2 separate regions of the Homo sapiens genome follow, and region 1 is linked to region 2. A link is an interaction called in ENCODE POLR2A ChIA-PET data of the cell type or tissue named here. Cell type or tissue: IMR-90. All regions are shown on one strand. Links, peaks and the distances in the headings refer to the core of each region. The heading gives the core; the rest is flanking DNA.

What was found. Peaks named below come from ENCODE experiments on the same cell type or tissue, not always from the same donor. Only the 100,000 strongest peaks of a DNase experiment are listed, where the experiment ranks them.
Region 1: POLR2A ChIA-PET joins it to region 2 with 12 read pairs; 2 of 35 experiments call an interaction of 5 or more read pairs at or near these places.

Annotation. Positions count from the first base shown.
Region 1 is chr7:45,195,925-45,204,666 of GRCh38, forward strand. It overlaps LOC124901623 (a long non-coding RNA gene), which reads left to right and starts at 5,777. Exons shown (of 2, transcript XR_007060301.1): 1 at 5,777-7,074; 2 at 8,211-8,742. RefSeq lists an enhancer at 8,289-8,448. In IMR-90, for the core only: no CTCF peak of the experiment used is centred there; no DNase peak of the experiment used is centred there; H3K27me3 peaks cover 1,076 bases.
Region 2 is chr7:45,643,257-45,651,998 of GRCh38, forward strand. It overlaps ADCY1 (adenylate cyclase 1), which reads left to right. Exons shown (of 20, transcript NM_021116.4): 5 at 5,414-5,541. Among named protein-coding and RNA genes, the nearest start is that of ADCY1, 73 kb to the left of the region's middle. RefSeq lists an enhancer at 2,446-3,359. In IMR-90, for the core only: no CTCF peak of the experiment used is centred there; no DNase peak of the experiment used is centred there; H3K27me3 peaks cover 709 bases.

The DNA.
Region 1 (8,742 bases), core at 156-8,155, 450 kb before region 2:
GTTGCAGCTTTTCAGAAATGATTTTTTTTCTGGGACAAAGCTTGGTTTAGGAACAATGTTCCAGCAAGTCCTATTCAGCAGTAGTCATGGATCTAAGGTACCATTTATTGTAAAAAGTATTCAAGTACAAAAGGGACAAAAAGATGGTTTAAGGTTAGTTCTCTTAAATCATAAAGATGTCATCTTCTTGGCCCCTGGGTAAGGATGACCCAACAGGATTTACTGCTATCTCTGATGATCAGGTAATGTTGAACTTGTTGGGAGAATGCAGCGTTTCTGGGGGTTTTGTCTGTGAAGATGTTCTGCTGGAATTAAGCTCCTTGGTAAACAGCTCCAAATGGTGAAGCAGGGTCTGAAGGTCAGATCATGGCTTGAAGGTCAAGGTAGTGGTTTATCATATGCCAGCTGGTATCTGCCCTCAGCTGTATTATCTAAGAGTGTGAGAGGACTTTTCCTAAAAAGCCACTACCTCTTCATTGTCATTTATCCACCTGTCTACCATTTGCAAGTGGCTCACTTCCGGCAGGGGAAACAGTGATGTCCACTCATAACTGAACTGTGCTGTGGTAGGAACTAGGTGGAGGGGTGAGCAGGGCTGTATGACACAAGAGGACTTTCTCAGGCTGGCTTCTGTTCATTCTTGGGTTTCCATGTGGGTGGAACTGAGTCAGTTTCAATCACTGTGTTGGGTGATATTTACTGGGTGCCCACGTTGTGCTGATTCTGGGAGGACATCTCGGTTATTGTCATCGTGGTTATTGAGGCGCGGCTTTCCATGCAGGTTCCCTTCCTCTGAGGAGTTGGGCTTGCGTCCAGCTGGACCCATTAAAAGAATGTACATCCCTGTGAACTGGGTGCACAGTGAGGTCCTAAGGTGCATTCCTGTTCCTCTTGACATTGTAAATTCTTGGATACAGCTTCCAAGAAAAGGACCAATAGCAGGAGGGACCACACATTCTGGCTTGTAAAACAACAACAACAACAACAACAAAACAAAAAACTACAATCAACCTAAAATATTAAAAAAATGGAGGCCAGGTGCGGTGGCTCATGCCTGTAATCCCAGCAGTTTGGGAGGCTGACGCAGGTGGACCACCTGAGGTCAGGAGTTCGAGACCAGCCTGACCAATATGGTGAAACCCTGTCCCTACTAAAAATACAAAATTAGTTGGGTGTGGTGGTGCATGCCTGTAATCCCAGGTACTCGAGAGGCTGAGGCAGAATCGCGTGAGCCCAGAGGGTGGAGGTTGCAGTGAGCTGAGATTGCACCGTTGCACTCTAGCCTGGGCAACAAGAGCAAAACTGCATCTCAAAAAAGAAAAAAGAAAAAAGAAAAAAGAAAAAAAAAAAAAGAAATGGGGAAGGCTGTGGGGGGCTGGATGACCACGGCAGGGACTTGGCTTTGGTCTGAGTGGAGCTTAGTACATTCTTAAAAGCAAGTAACTACAGAACAAAACCACTAAATAAACTGAAGCCAGTACCACCAATGATGAGAGTGTTCCATGAGATCAGAATGATGAGTCCAGTTCTGGAGGTGTTATTGAACTGAACTGGGTCTGTTCACCCAGTGCAGTGAGGCCAAACTTTCACATCAAGGTTTGCAGTGGGAGAAAGGACGGTATTTGTTTTCAGGGTGCCCAGCAAAGAGAATCAGGCAGCTCATGTTTAAGACCTCACTTCCCCTGTCTGCAGGTTTCTTGGCATGAGGAGGGGGACTGTCCTCACCATGTGTGACTGTCTTGCACTGGCTGCAAGACATAAGCTTGACCAACTGTCTGGGATATGGCTCCCTGACTGACCAGCAATCTTGAACTGACTGTAGCTCCAGATCTATCCACTTGTAGCTGAGAGATGCAATATTTATAAAGAATTGCTAGAAGGCAACATCTATGCCTCTTGATATCCAAAGATCTACCTTCATTACGCCAGACCAGCAAGACTGTCTGGTATTATTAATAGCATCTCTGGGGCTGATTTGTGTTTTGGTATGAAGACATTTGCTTCTTTTTAGAGACATATAAGAAAGAGCCCTTGTTTACTTATTGCTATGTCTCTAGTAAGGATAAAGATATTGATTTTGATAATCACTCAACACCCTCTATCTAAAGATCTGTAGTCCCAGCACTTTGGGAGACCGAGGCAAGCAGATCACCTGAGGTCAGGAGTTTGAGACCAGCCTACCAGCCTGGCTAGCATGGTGAAACCCCATCTCTATTAAAAATACAAAAATTAGCTGGTCATGGTGGTACACCTGTAGTCCCGGCTACTTGGGAGGCTGAAGCAGGAGAATCTCTTGAATCTGGGAGGTGGAGGTTGCTGTGAACTGAGATTGCGCCACTGTACTCCATCCTGGGAGACAGAGTGAGACTCTGTCTCAAAAAAAAAGAAGAAGTAATAGTAGATCTGAATGGTGCCGGTATTAAAGAAATCGAATTAATAAAAAGTTTTCCTAGAAAGAAAACTCCAGAGCCAGATGGTTTCACTGGTAAATTCTGTCAAACATTTAAGAAAGAAATAACACCATTATTTAACTAATACAGCAGAAGAGGAAAGAATGTTTTTGTATCTTATTATTATTATTATTATTATTATTATTATTATTATTATTATTTTGGATGCTTTGTCATCCCAAAGTGCTGGGATTACAGGCATGAACCACTGTGGCCTGCCGAGGAATTTTTTTTAAATTCACTTTATGGGTCCAGCATAACTTTGATACCAAAACCTGACAAGGAAATTATAAGAAAAGAAAATTATAGACCAATATTTTTCATGAACATAGATGTGAAAGTCTTTAACAAAATATTAACAAATTGCATCTAGTAATATATAGGAAGGATAATACACCTTAACCAAGTGGGTTTGATCCCAGGAATGAAAAGTTGGTTTTATCTTAAAAGTCAATCAGTGTCAGTCACCACATTCAGAGAATTTCAGATAAATATCAGACAGATGTGGCAACTAAACTCAACATTCATTTATGATAAACTCTCAGCAAAGTAGAAACAGAAAGGAATGCCCTTATGGTTAACAGAAAAGGGAGTCGTCTTCATTGGGTTTTAGGGTAGGAGGCCTCGGGGTGAGACAGCCTGTAGGAACTAGTGGATGGCTGATTACTTGCAGGCCCATCCCCATGGTGGAGCTCTCCAGGATTGGGCAGCCACTCAAGGACCCTGGCTGTGGCCATGGCCCCCCCCCATTCCCTGGACTTGGCTTTGCATTCTCCAATCAGCTTGAGTTGGGAAGCGTTGGCTTGCACCTAGACTTTCCCTTAGGATGGGCTGCACTGGCCTGAGGTCTGGCATGACGGCCATTTGGCAGCCCCATTTGTCACTGTGAATAAACCCACTGGCCCTGGTTCAGGCACCTGTCTCTGTGGGCTGATCAAGTGTCTTCACCAGCTGACCTGGGCCCCAGTGATGTCAATGAGCATTCTACAAACCCACCCACCCACCCACCCACAAGTTGAGTCTTCACAGGTAGAAAAAATCCGGTTGTCTTTTTAGGGACTTCCTGCCCACTCCCCGCATACCACAAATGAAAACGTTCTGGGAGGTTTTCAGAGAGTGTCCCACCTGAGTGTAACTCAGATTCCACTTCCTAACTCATCTCCTGCTCTGAGATCTGCATCTTGTACGTATCTTTCACCTGCAACTGATGCTGGCTTCCTAAAACTCAAGTCTCAGAATGTCACAACCCTGTGTAGAGGTTCCCTCCGGCTCCTCAGTGGCCTCCAAAGAGAAGTCCATAGCCTGAGCATGGTCCAGAGTCCTCCATGACCTGCCCAGTCTTCCTCTCCACACCGCCCTGGCCAACTCCAGCCTTACGACCCTTCTCACCTCATACACTTGGGTGCTCTCTCATGCCTGGTCTCCACACATGGTATCTATTCCCCTCTCTTGTTTTAACTCCTCAAAGAGTCCCCCTCAAAGTGTCCCCTGTGCCCTCCATGGAGACCCCTCCTTCTTCTCAGGGCTCTCAGCTCCATCTCAACACATTCTGTCAGCCCTTGTAAGGACCTGTTGATAACATCTGTCATTCCCACTGATGGTCATAGCAGCCCGCGGTGAGCTCCTGGCATGCTGTGCAAACTTTCACTCCCTAAATCCTCACAGAACTTTAGAAGGTAGGTTTCTACTCTTACCTCCATTTCTATGATGAGGCTGCCATTTGCCCAAGGCCACTAAACTCTTAAGAGGCAAAGGCAGAGCCTGCTAGAGGGTGAGCTTCTGGAGGGATTAATTTCTGTATTTCCAGCAATGAGTATAATACACAAAGTAGGTGCTCAGTAAACGTTTGTGGGTAGAAAGCTGCATGAGTTTTCTGTTTGGGATCCCTTCTCCCAACCCTGTGAGATAGTGTCAGAGCCCAATGGGTCCTTCTTGCCTGCTGTCCTGAAAAAACCAATGAGAACAGCAGGGGTTGCAGCAAAGAAAGAGTTTAATAATCTCAGGGCCAGCCAAGCGAGGAGAACGGGAGAAACTTCTCAAACCTGCCTCTCTGAGAATTCAGAGGCTAGGGTTTTTTAAGGGTACTTTGGCAGGCAGAGGGCTGGAGAACTGAGACAATTGATTGGCTGGGGATGAAATCACAGGGGCAGCTAAAACTGTCTTTGTGCAGCTGAGTCATTTCCCAGGAGGGAAGGTGGTCTCTGGACCAGGAGGTGTCTCTTTGTCTACTGAAATGCTAAATCTGAAAACTATCTCAAAGAGCAATTTTTTTTTTTTTTTGAGACAGTGTCTTGCTCTGTTGCCCAGGCTGGAGTGCAGTGGGGCAATCTTGGCCCACTGCAACCTCTGCCTCCTGGGTTCAAGTGATTCTCCTGCCTCAGCCTCCTGAGTAGCTGGGATTACAGGCTTGTGCCACCACACCCGACTAATTTTTGTATTTTTAGTAGAGGCGGGGTTTCACTGTGTTGGCCAGGCTGGTCTCCACCTCCTGACCTCCGGTGCTCCACCTGTCTTGGCCTCCCAAAGTGCTGGGATTACAAGTATGAGCCACAGCTCCCGGCTTAAGAGTGATTCTTTAGGTTTCACAATAGTGATGTTCTCTATAGGAGTACCTGGAGAAGTTAGAAATCTTGCAACCCCTCGTTGTGTGACTCTGGGGCAGGAAGCAACCTGTAGAAAAACAAACTAAGCAATGGCAGGTCATTGTTAATGATGACTATTCTTTAGCAAAGTTCAATCCCCTACCATAATTCTAATCTTGTCGTACGGATGCAGCTTCAGTCTCTAAACAAGGAGGAGGATCAGTTTCCCTTGCCTCAAATTTAACTATAAACGAAATTCTTCTCATAGTTATCTTGGCCTCTGCATGACAAGAAGCAAAACAAGCAAACAAACAATCAAACAAACCAATTTAGCCTGTGAGGTTAGAAGCAAGATGGAGTCATTCGTGTTAGATTTCTCTCTTTACTTACAATTCTGCAAAGGTGGTTTCAATAGGCAGGGCTCTCTCCACTTTAGGCCCAGGCAGATTTGAACTTTGCTCCTGGTGCCCTATCTTCCAGGGCAGGACTATTTCTCTAAAACACATGGCCTCTTTTCTCATATCATTTAAGTCTTCTAGGTTAGCTTTTCCCAACCATGGACTGGAGTGCAGTGGCACAATCACTGCTCACTGCAGCCTTGACCTCCTGGCTAAGGTGATCCTCCCATCTCAGCCTCCGGAGTAGCTTGGACTACAGGTGCATGCCACCATGCCCAGCTAATTTTTATATATTTAGTAGAGATGGAGTTTCACCATGTTGGCCAGGCTGGTCTCAAACTCCTGGGCTTAACCAATCCACTAGCCTCGGCTTCCCAAAGTGCTGGGATTAGAGGTGGGAGCCACTGTGCCTGGTCTGGTATTCAGTTTAGAGCAGAATATTCATCTCCATCACCAGTTCAAAGGTGAGTATCTGTGTGGCTACTGTACTTGCTCTTGTTACTGAGTGGAAGCCTGGACTTGTGAACCTCTTCAGGGACCCTCCTTCTCTCAGGAGGGCAGTGGGCAGCCCTCAGTCTCCCTGGCTTATTGGGGACATGCTGCCTCTCATCCTGTGAGCTCCAGTTGGAACCCTTGAGTTGTCTGAGAGGTAAGATGGGCTGGGCCCCATCTAAAAAGACAATCTGCTGCTTCCTCAACACCAATGAATCCCAAATTGTCAGAGCTGGAAGGACATTTTTTGATTACTGGTAGATTCCACCCTACTTCTAAGGACGCTATAGATGGGGAGGTGGAAACTGGGGCCGAGGGAAGTCCAGGGACTTACCAACACCATATCTTTAAATCTATTATGATTTTTTAAAAAGTCCCTGTTTGGGATGGAAAGGCATGGTCTAAATAAGCCCTCAAAGAAAAGCCATTTTAGGACATTTTTGCACTTCAGGACATTGGCTTATGGTGGGTCAGGGGAGTGGGGAGTGTGGTGTCCAGTCTCTGCTGGGTGATGCCTTAGATGTTGATATCAGGGGGGTACATGAGCTCAGGTGTCATGGGGTGCATGGGGCAGTGTCCTGGAAGGAGGATGGGCAGCAGTGGTGTAAGGAGTTCTCCGGCTCCACAGGTCCAGGGCCTGGCTCCTTGCCTGTGCCTTTGGCTGAAGCAGAGAATGGCCCCAGCAGCTCACCCATATATCATGGGGTGGCCAAGGCACTCCTGTGCTTAGATGTCCTGGATTTATGGCGTCAACTGGACAAGGTGCTGGTGCCTGTGCCTTCTGTCTCTGCTCTCCCAGCCCCAGCAGCACCAGCTCCTCCGGCTACCTGGTGCTTCTGGTCACCCAGGCCCTGCAGGCCCCAGGCCTCCTCCTCCCCAGAGCCTTCACTCAAGCCTTCCCCCTCCCTGCAGCCCCACCTGCTGTTTCCCCACCAGGGGGACCCTCCCCCGACATCCCGCACAGCCTCCATCCAGGCAGGGACTCCTGTGATGAGCTGCCTGTGAGGAAGATGCCTGGAGACTGTGTCTGATCCATCTCTGAACCTGGACAAGCTTGGCTTGTGGGCGGTCGATGAGCATCTGAGGAATACATGAAAGTGACTTTCAGAGGCAATGTGGACGTCCCCATCTGCTCCCATCTGTTCTTCTTAAGTAAGTTATTTTTAAATTTTAAAGCAATATATAGACATGGTAAAATGATAAGGAAGCTGTAGTTCTCCCTAAACTTTTGTCACCTAATCTTGTCCTCTGGGGGATGAATAATCAGCAAGTGGCATTTTGGGCCTCAGCACAAAACAGCCTTTTCAGGTGTCAGCAGGTCAGACTTTGGTGCTTACAGAAAACTCGGGGCCACTGCGGTGTAAACGCTCTAAGTGGTCTGCAGACCATGAGGAGCTGATGGAAGGAGACCCAAACATAGCACCGACAAGCAGGGAATGAGAACAACAAGAAGGAGGGGAGGCCAGAAGAGGAATTCCCACTGGATTGGACCCACGCAGTTCTGTAGTCATGGCTGGTGTTGTGTTCCAGTGACTCTGATAGGGGAGAAATCTCACTCTACCTTTCCTGTGGTTTTTGAAAATAATCTTGGTTACGTTAACTGTGTGTGGTAAACTGCATAGAGCTCAGTTCACAGCATGGATTTGTACGGGGAACATTTTTGTTGTTTTCATTTGAGCCAAATTAAAGAGCTCTTCCAGGAAGTGTCTGGAAGCTTGGTCAGGAAGGATGGGTCCTGTCTGATGGCTACAGGCGAGATTCTGGTGCCCAGATTGGGCGGGCAATATCAGTGTTCCCGCCCTTTATTGATTGGCACTCCATAATGCTTGTTCCAGAGCAACTTCTGGCCAAGGCGTGCCGCTCTGGCTTGGCTGCTGTCATTCCTAGTGTCTGGGGTCTGCCCATGTAGGGCCAGGTGCCGCAACCCAGAGCTCTCTCAAAGCCCCACTGTCCAGGGGCAGCAGCAGCCCACTCATGGGAACAGGGATCCACATAGGTCTCAGGAGGAGAGGAAAATCTTGGCTAGGGACCCTAGTCTGACACTCTATTCCAAAAGAGGCAGCAGGAGAACACTGATGTGTCTGTCCCTGAAGGTCCCAGCTCTGGTTCAGGGTATACTTTTCTCCCCAGGGATAGGGAGGTTGAGGCTCAGGACAGTATAGAGTGGCCAAAGCTGTTATAAGAACTCTCTGTCCAATATTTGGCTTGAGAAAGAAGGAAACTTGGAAAGCAAGGGGAGTGGTTTCACAAATAATCAAACTGAATTCCAAGCCTTGTGTCTTTTCCAGCTAAGGAAAGACGGTTGAAGATTGCATCATCAGACTTTCCAGTTCAGGATGAAGTGTACTTATGAACAGCAACCATATGCAGAAACTAAAGACTCAGAAAGTTCTGCAGGCTTTCTTGGAAACTAGACTCTATACAAGAGAAATAGAAACTAAAAGCAGCACTCAGAATATTACCCAAGGATAATGAAAGCAAATGTCTCTCCCCAGACCCATCAAGAGGTAAATGTGTATGAAGCCTCAGGGCATGCCTGTTGGGGCAGAGGCTCCTCAGGGCTCTTGGGAGTTAAAATGGCCAGAGAAAACCAAACCGCACCCAGCCCCTGCTCCTCCCTGACTCGGTCTCTCTGCTTTTCGTTCTTCAGTGTTACTGTGGATATGATAGGTTTTATCTCCGCCTTTTGGCTCTTTGCTTTCTTCTGTCTCATTACTGCATTATTTCTTTTTCCTCCTTTGCTACCTCCTTTTGTCTTAAATGGATGTTTTAAATATAATATTGTAACTTCTTTACTCATTTAAAAAAGTGTATTTTTGA
Region 2 (8,742 bases), core at 332-8,331:
GCATTGAGATAGGATTTTTTTTTTAGGAAAATAAAAATAAATTATGAGTTTATATTGATATTTCCAATTCACTTCACTCCTTGGATTTTTATATTTGTATCTTTTTGGTGATGCTGAAAATTCTAATGACAGTAATATTATTTATTTCATCTTTCCATATATAGTAGGCTCAAAATAACATTGCCAATATTATTTTCAACAATAAGTCTGCTGAATGCAATTGGAGATTTCTTTGTGGTTATTTTTGTCCTTGCATTATATTCTACCAGACATACAGTCAAATATGCATTTTCTCATCGCTCGAAATAATTCTTCTCTCTGTGGTCATGCTGGTAACAGGTTTATTTCATTTTGGTTTTGATCTTTTAGGTATAACTGTTTTTAATTTTTCTTTTTAGGCACATAAAATAATTGCATGGTTCAGTTCCACAGTAAAAAACCGAAGTCGAGGTACATGGAGAGACCCCTCCCTTGCTCACTGTTCCTCCCGTGCGTGTAGTTAGATGTTTGTGCTGGGTTTCCCCTTGCCCCTCCATGGTTCCTTTTGGTTTCTTTTTGATGCTGGTAGTGCATGCACTGTGAAACTGTTCCTGGAGAGTGCTTCCCAACAGGGCACGCTGATTCCTCAGTCCTCCCCTGAGGCAGGGAGGCTTCCGGGGACCTGATTTGATCCTGTTGATGAACAGGTGTCTGCAGAGTTCTTGTGTTTCAGCTCTTCTGCGCTATCTCTGTAGCAGGAAGCTTCCTCTAGGGTTTTCTAAAATTTCTTATTTCGTTCTTCCACTGATAGCCAAACACTCCAGTCTTACAAAGTTAATTGGACTTGGCCAGTTTGGGTTTTGGATGCAGTCACTTTCGGGCAAAAACTGGATTGATTCAGGCTTTTCATCCTCTCCTTCTCCCAGGTATCTGTTTTCTTAGAATTGGGATGCAGTGTGCGAGTCCATGACCTCTCTGGACTCTACTGTTTTAGAGCTGGCCCTAGAGCGGCCTGGGCATGTCAGAGCTCTGGAATTGGCAGTGGATCTTCCTGAGCCACTGACTCTCTGCTTTCTTCTAGACGTTACCTCTGTGCCCTTCTGGGACGGGTCCTGGGGCTGGGCAGGGTCAGAGTGCACTGGCCTATGTGAGCCCTTTTTGTTCTAGACCCTTCTCTGTGGCTGCCTGCTCAGTCAAGGCCATGATGGGCCCAGACTGTCTGCAAGCTGGCCGCAGCTCTTTAGGCCATACCTGGAGCAAATCAGGAGACTTTCCTATCTGGATTCTCCTGCAGTGGCTCTGTTATACTGAGAAGCTTCTGTTGTCATGTCACCTGCCTGTAGTCCTGTCCCTTTCAAGCCTGGGAGGGAGGGGGCAGCTCTTGTCCCTTAGGGCTGAACATGCCTCTGAGCCCCTGCCAACCCTCCATCTCATCTTCTTCTTTCTTCTTTTGGAGGAGACACAACACTTCCTGTGGTGCTTTATTGCAGTGGACTCTAGGTGCTGACTTTCCATATTTATACAAAAGAGTCTAAAATCAGAAACACTAAAACCAATTAGAAATACCTTTTTTGATCTCTTAAGCTTGCTAACAAAAGCCAGGGCCTCTGAGATTAAAGACAAAATAAAGCAATATATTCAACATTTGTCCTAAGCTGTCTCCACTAGTGCCAGCGTGGTGGAGGTGGGTGGGAAAGGGATGCCATGAGGGCCCAGGAGGGTTCTCAGCTTTGCATCTCAGAACAGTTTCCAGAGACTCATGTGTGATGCTGAGTGAGCTGGATATGTGCACACATGTGTGTATGGTATGAGTTGCCCAGGTTCTAGGAGAGGATTGCTGTTCTAAAGACAAGTGTTCTGGACAATTTCTTTAGAATACACAAGCCCTCATCTGCTTGTAAGGCCTTGCCACATGACCATGTGCATGTGGATAGCCTGTGCTAGATGGCTTTGCCCTTGGTCCTCATGCAGAGATAGGTTCTCCCCACTCACAGCTCGCCCACACCATGCAGTGACGGTCACACTTGAGGCTCCGTGGGCATCTCTTTAGCCTTCATTCCCGTGTGCTATTTATGCCTCCTTTTACATAGGACTCCTGTAGGGATGGTAATTGAAGATTCCACCCCAGCCAGCCCCACAGCAATGTCCTTTTCTGCGGTGGCCATGCCAAGTCTTGGTGTCAAATAGGATAGTTGGGTTGACAGGGTGGGCTGTTTGGAGCAGCTGTACTGACAGGCCCCACCTTTGCCTTTTACCCTGGAGGCCCTGCTACCATCAGATCTGACTGGCCTGTTCACTCATGCACACTCATCCCTTCAGCAGCCTTGTCCTGCACACCTGTCCCACTCCAGGGATAGGCTTGTTCTGGACTCACAGAGATGACCAGGAGGCCCTGGTAACCACGGGACCCTGGAAGGATGCTGGGAACACAGCTCAGAGCTGAGGTGGGGGCAGGGACACTAGCAGTTGCCCACAATCCCTGAGTCCACTCACGCACATGAGATGCAGGGATGATCAGGGACCCACATCACCCTCAAAGTCCTTGACGTCCAGAGCACAGGTCCTTAGAGTTGGGGATTGGTGACCCTCCCAAAACCATGTGCAAGAAGAGTTCCAGCAGCCAGTGGGCATTGTGGCTCTTGTGGGCTCCCAGAGGGGTCTTGAGCCCTCATTTGGGCCTCTGAGAAGAAATCCTGATGTGTCAGGGCTATCATCACAGGTTGTGAGTGCTCACGGGGTTTCTAATCTCAGGGAGGGGGTGGGAGGTGGCAAGGGCTGGGTGGAGGAAGCCTGAGTATGAGGTGTGGCCGCTTCCCCTTCCTGGCAAGCCCTGTGCATTCAGGCCTGTGTCTGACCGTTGGGGACATTTGGGGGATGTTTGGAAGCAGGCCTGAATGCACAGAGCACACCAGGGCAGTGCCAATGGGGACAGGGTAGTGTCCCAGGAGAGAGCCCAGAGCTGACTGTGGGCCTGGAGGCTCTGGTGAGTATGGCTTGAGAAGGCTGTCCGGTCGCATCCCTGGTGAGTCCCTGAGGGGTCCTGCCTTCAGTTTTGCAGGACAGAGACTGGCGCTGGCAGCCCACGCTGGAGTCCAGTGAATGGTCATTCAAGCTGGGCCCTGAGGGGCTGGCACTGGAACCAGGCAGCAACCATGTGTCCAGGTCACTTTTGTGGCCTCTTGGCTGTACCTTCCCTGGGACAGGACACGGTCCTTTCTGTGAGCACTGACTGTGGTTCCAGGCCATGTCATTGCTGCAGTGACAGTAACCATGGTGCCAGCCACTGCACAGAGACCCTTGCCCAGATCATCACTGGTCCTCCAAGCAGGCATATCCTGACCCCTTTGAAACATTTGGACACCTGGGAAACAGCACTGTGGGGCCAAGCAGCCTGCCCTTGGGTGGAGTGGACCTACCTACCCAGCTCTGAACTCATGCTCCCGGGCCCCTGCCACAGGCTCATGTCAGCTGCAGCTCAGCCTGCTGGGGGATGAGGGCAGGTGGGAAGGCCCCCTTCTGCAGATGAGGAGGCCAGGGTTCTAAGGGCTAAGTAGTTGTCACAGTCATGCAGAGATGGAAGGGACCCTAAGTGGCCAGACCCTGGATGTCTTTGTACTGTCACCAGCCTCTCTGTGACCAGCTCCCTGTCAGCAGGAGGAGCCTGCCGGGCCCTCACAGAGCAGACTTGGACCCTGGGCTTTACAAGGCTGGCCTCAGTGTCCATCTCACAGACTGAAATCTCTGATCACCTCCTCCCCTTTTCTCCCGTCCATGGTCTTGGAGTGCTGAGGGAGGCTCAGTGGTGGAAGGAGCTGGGCAGAGAGCCAACTGTATGCCCAACAGCGCCCCCTCCTCTGATGCTGGGCGGTGGCCAGGGCCATCTCTCAAGGTCCCTGCAACGCCAGGCCTGAGGGCAGCTCAGGACAACAGCAGGGTCATCAGCTGTCTGCTCAGCTCTGGGAAGATACTTCCATGGACAGGCCATTCAGCTGCTAGGCCAATCCCTGCTCAGCCTGGGAACTGGGGCTCCCAGCGGTCGGTGTGGCCTGTCCCTGTCCTGACTCACTCTGTGCTGGCCATGGTTCCTTTTCTCTAAGAATGTGGGGCACAGATGAGCACAGGGGTCATGAGAGCTGATGATTCTCATTCCAAATGCACTTGTGTTAACTCAGCATTCGACAGGACCTGCAGGGCCCCAGTCATTTGTAAGAAACCAAAGGATCACATTAAATATAAGCCACCGATGTGTTCTCAGAGTGGCTGAAGGAGTTCTGTGGCCTTATAAGACCATTTCAGGGGACTTGTGAGGTCCTTCCTCATCCAGCACTGTGCTTGTGTGAGGCTGGTTCCTTCACGGGCATCTGCAGAGATAGCACAGCACGAAGGCTGGATGCAGAAGTGGGTCACAGAATCCACTGTCTGCCCTGGAGATGACGGCACCACAGAGGCTCACAGAAGTGGACTGCAATACTGTGCTTCTCACTCATTGTCTTTTGTTTGGGGAAATGTCGTGATTTTTCATAAAATGTTATTTATGTTAACATGCAGTGGATTCATTATTATTTTAAATGCATTTGTACATGAAAAAATTCTTATTGTTAAATATCAGTAGCTATAACCCACCTACACAAAAAGTTTTAGTTTTTAGTGAGTCCTTAGTGATTTCAAGACATAAAGGGGTCCTGAAATGGAAATGTTTTAGAGCTGCTGTTTTAATGTTGTCCCTGAAATAAACACAACAGTCGTGATGATAATCCCAGTTGACACTGATTGATCCAAGTAAGACAATACAGGGTCTTAGAGTTAACTCTCTCCACCTTCCATGTGCCCTGTGAGGCTGGTGCTGCTGTTCCTATTCATACCACTGTACAGACGAGCAGATGGACATTCAGCTTTGGCCAGTGCCTTCTGCCTCCTGGGAGTGTGCCCTGTGGGTGGGGAGGTCAGAAGCCCCAGGGACACCCAGATGGGTGAGAGGTCCACCCTTCCTGGGGAGAAGCAGCTGCTGGGGGGAATCTAGCACATTCCAGAGGGCTGTCCGTGATGGTCTGCATGGCGGTTAAGGGAGGTGCCGTGGGAATAAAGGGAGTTGGGGAAGATGCCCCATGGAGATGGCATTCCAGCCGGACCTTGAATGATCATCCTGTAGGGTTGGCTCAGTGAAGCAGACAGGAGGGATGGACCCCCGAAGGGGAAAGAGGCCATGAGCGAGGTATGGGGAAAGGGAGAAGGAGATCAATGTGAGCCTGGTCCCAGCCCTCAAGACTGTGCTGACCACGCAAGGGTGTGGCCTGGGCGGGAAGGTGGTGGCCCAGGTGCAGCATGTCTTGCCAGCGCTCTGTGGCCACCAGTGTCTAGAGGTGGTGGAGCCAGCAGTGGCGCTCACAGCCTCTGTAGCGCTGTCTCTTACCATGTGCCTTGCCCTTCCCTGAAGGAGAACCACTGTCGCCGCATCAAGATTCTCGGGGACTGCTACTACTGCGTGTCGGGCCTCACCCAGCCCAAGACTGACCATGCCCACTGCTGTGTGGAGATGGGACTCGACATGATTGATACCATCACGTAAGTACCCCGTGGGGCTGAGAGGAGTGGCCTGGGGCATCTACACATTGAAATCCTAGAAGCTGAGCCACCTTCTGCCCCATGTGGGCTCCCCTCTCAGGGTCTCGCTTTGTCCTGATGGGTCTGTCTGAGGCTGCAGAGAATGATGCCAGCATTAGGAGGATGCTGGGTTCAGGAAAGCATGAAAGGATGCTTCCGTGATTCCCTGCCTTTACATTTCGTGTGTGGCTGTATTTCTTTGTCCACAGGAATCCTGCATATTGTCAGGTATGCATGAGTCATACAAAAATAAATTAGTCTTTAGCTTAGCCAGATAAGACATACAGAAAGGTTTGGCCCCAATCTAGCTGAATTCTCTATTAAAAGGAAGTAAATATGTGTGTTTCTCTTCACTCAGCAAGGTAACTGGGTCTCAGATGCTCTCTGTGTGGGGAGACAGGCTTGGGATCGGGGCAGGTGAGTCTTCATGGAATGAATATTACACCTGTGAGGCCAGGCCTGCCCATTTCTTGGTCAGTCTTATGTTGTCATTGTCCTTATCAGAGACTGGGATGAAGACACAGATGTTTTTGTCAAGTTAGGGAAGGTGTGGAGCTGGAAGGCTGAGCTAATGTATGGAGTGTAGATCCAAACAAACATCTCAAAATGTGGAGAGGTGGGTATGCTCCAATGAGATGGGGCCAACAGGGATTGGGGCATAGCTTCATACCTGGAGCGGAAAAGTAGTAGCATAAGAATTTTGTAGGGAGATGATGGGTAGTTGCAGGTGAAAGGATGCACAGGCAAACACCCCACCCAGCTAGGCTGAGAGATGGGGCGAGACTGCTGGCTCCCTTTGCCCCATCACTGCCTCGTGGGCTGCCCCATGCAGTGCTCCTGCAGACAGTGTGACTGGAAGGAGGCGGTTGGGAGGAGGCTGGTACCTCAAGCATTGTGCCCACTTCTGGCACCTGTGTGTCGGACACATGAGCAAAGCCGAGCCCTGTGGGGCAGCGGTTCACCAACACGGCTTCATGTCAGAGTTGCCTGTGAAAACCAAAGTCCCTGATGGTAGCTCCACCTCAAGAGCCCGAGGTGGCTGGTCTGGAGTGTGATCTAGGACTGAGAGTGGAAAAGCCCCCTCAGCTGACCTCAGTACACAGCCTAACAGAGAGCCATTGCCCCAGAGAAAAGCAGCCTGGCTGGAGGAGATGCTGGGCAGAAGCAGGAAGGAAGGAAAGATGCCTGGCGTGGAGAAGACTTAGAAGTGATGACCATCACCTGTTCTCTGAAAGGATGGGATGTTATCACAGCATATCATATATATTGTATGTTGCATCTCAGATGACATCATACATCACCTTACATCATGTATCACTTGTATATCATATGTCATATGTTACATGCCACATCATGTTTCATGTAATATATATCACATATATCACATATCACATAATCTACCATATAACATATCACATATTATATATCACACGTCATATAACTGTCTTTCGTATTTCTTAATGGATCACATCATATCACATTATGTCATAAATGACATTATATCACATCACATATCATATGCTATTTGTGTGTATATAGATAATATATCATATCAGATCTGGTTTTGTGTGATCTCCTTGGGGGAAAATGAGGCTCTGTAGGTGGATGCTTTAAGGAGACAGATGTCAGTCCATTTGCTTAGTAAATATTTGTGAAGCCCCCACTCGGTGCTGAGCACAGACACAAGCAGAGTTGAATGATGTGGGCTGACCTGGCTGACCAGGTGGCTCGTGGAGCTGAACTGGATGGCCTTCTGCCCTTGAAGGTTGGTGACCCTGACTGTGCCGAGTGGGGTCCTCCTGAGAGGGGTCTGCTGCTTATTCTTGGCCCCTGGTCTCCTTACCTGGCTGTGTATGCTCCTGTGCTCAGTAACACCCCATCTTTTGCTTGAGGTTCTGGGCCTTAAAGGGTGCTGTCCTTCCTTCTACTGTTTCTGCCCTGCATGTTGATGGGTTATAAGCTGTTTCTGCAGACGTGCCTCTTCCTGACCGCTGCCCAGGAAGCCCTGCGTCTACGCTCTGGTTCTGCACCTGGCCTGGAGCTGCCTGGAGCTGCAAACCCACCTGGCTTGCTCCACTTTCTGGTTCACTTGCTCCATGAACCTGTGTCCTCTTGGCCAGCTCTCCTGGCATTCCAGCTGCTGGCTCTCAGTCTGTGAGATTCTCCAGGATTTGGTGCCTTCAGCTCCACATCTCTACCCCTGCTACCTGAAACTGGTCTACCCTAGTGCCAGGGGCATCTTCCTGGGCCTCCTGTAGCTGCTGTCTGCTTGGGCTCCTGATTACCAGAGTGTTCCCAGGGCCTCAGGAAGCTCTACACGCCAGAGTTCCTGTCACTCAGCTTCCTGGCTCTGGACCGGAAGAAAAGCCACCGAAGACTGAGCACGGAAGATGCCTCCCAGCCAAACAGACCCTTCTTCCTCCTCAGACTGTCACAGACCCTGGGACCCACCAGTGTGTGCTCTGCACGGCCGGCCTTCTGTTGGGACCATCTTGGCATCTGGTGCATCCCCTGCCAGCCACATTGGGCTGTGTGTGTCCCTGCCTTGCACATGCAGGATGGAATATGTTTATCAACAGGGGGAGCTTGCCCAGGCAGAGGAGGACACTTTATATAATGTCTTTCTCTTCCTCCTACCTTGGAGTGGAGTGTTTTATTTGAAACTTTGGAAATACAAAGTTTCAGGTGAACAGGTGAAGTGGCCAGAGCTAACCTTTCCCCGCAGGGCTCCATGCTGGGCCTCGCAGCTGGCCCACTGATTCTGTTTGCTCCCCGCCACTCCTCAGTAGCGAGGTCTGCACTCTCAACTGCATTTTTTTCCTGTCTTGAGTCTGATTCTGTTCCAGAAAGCCCTTCCCATCTCCAAAGGAGCGGGCCATGCCCCAAGACACTAATTTCAGTAATTGCCCACTGACTTCCTCTTTTAATAGAGTCCTCGGTGGCAGGCTCAGTGCCTGAGTGACCAGGAAGGAGAGGGGCCTGCAGGTCAGATGTGTCCCTTTCCAAGGCCCACAGAGAGGTCTGTTCCAGGCTTGGGGAATTCTGAGTGGGCAGAGGAAATCCTAAGGCACATAAGGAATGTGTATTAGTCTGTTGTCACACTGCTATAAAGAACTACCTGAGACTGGGTAATTTAAGACGAAAAGAGGTTTAATTGACTTG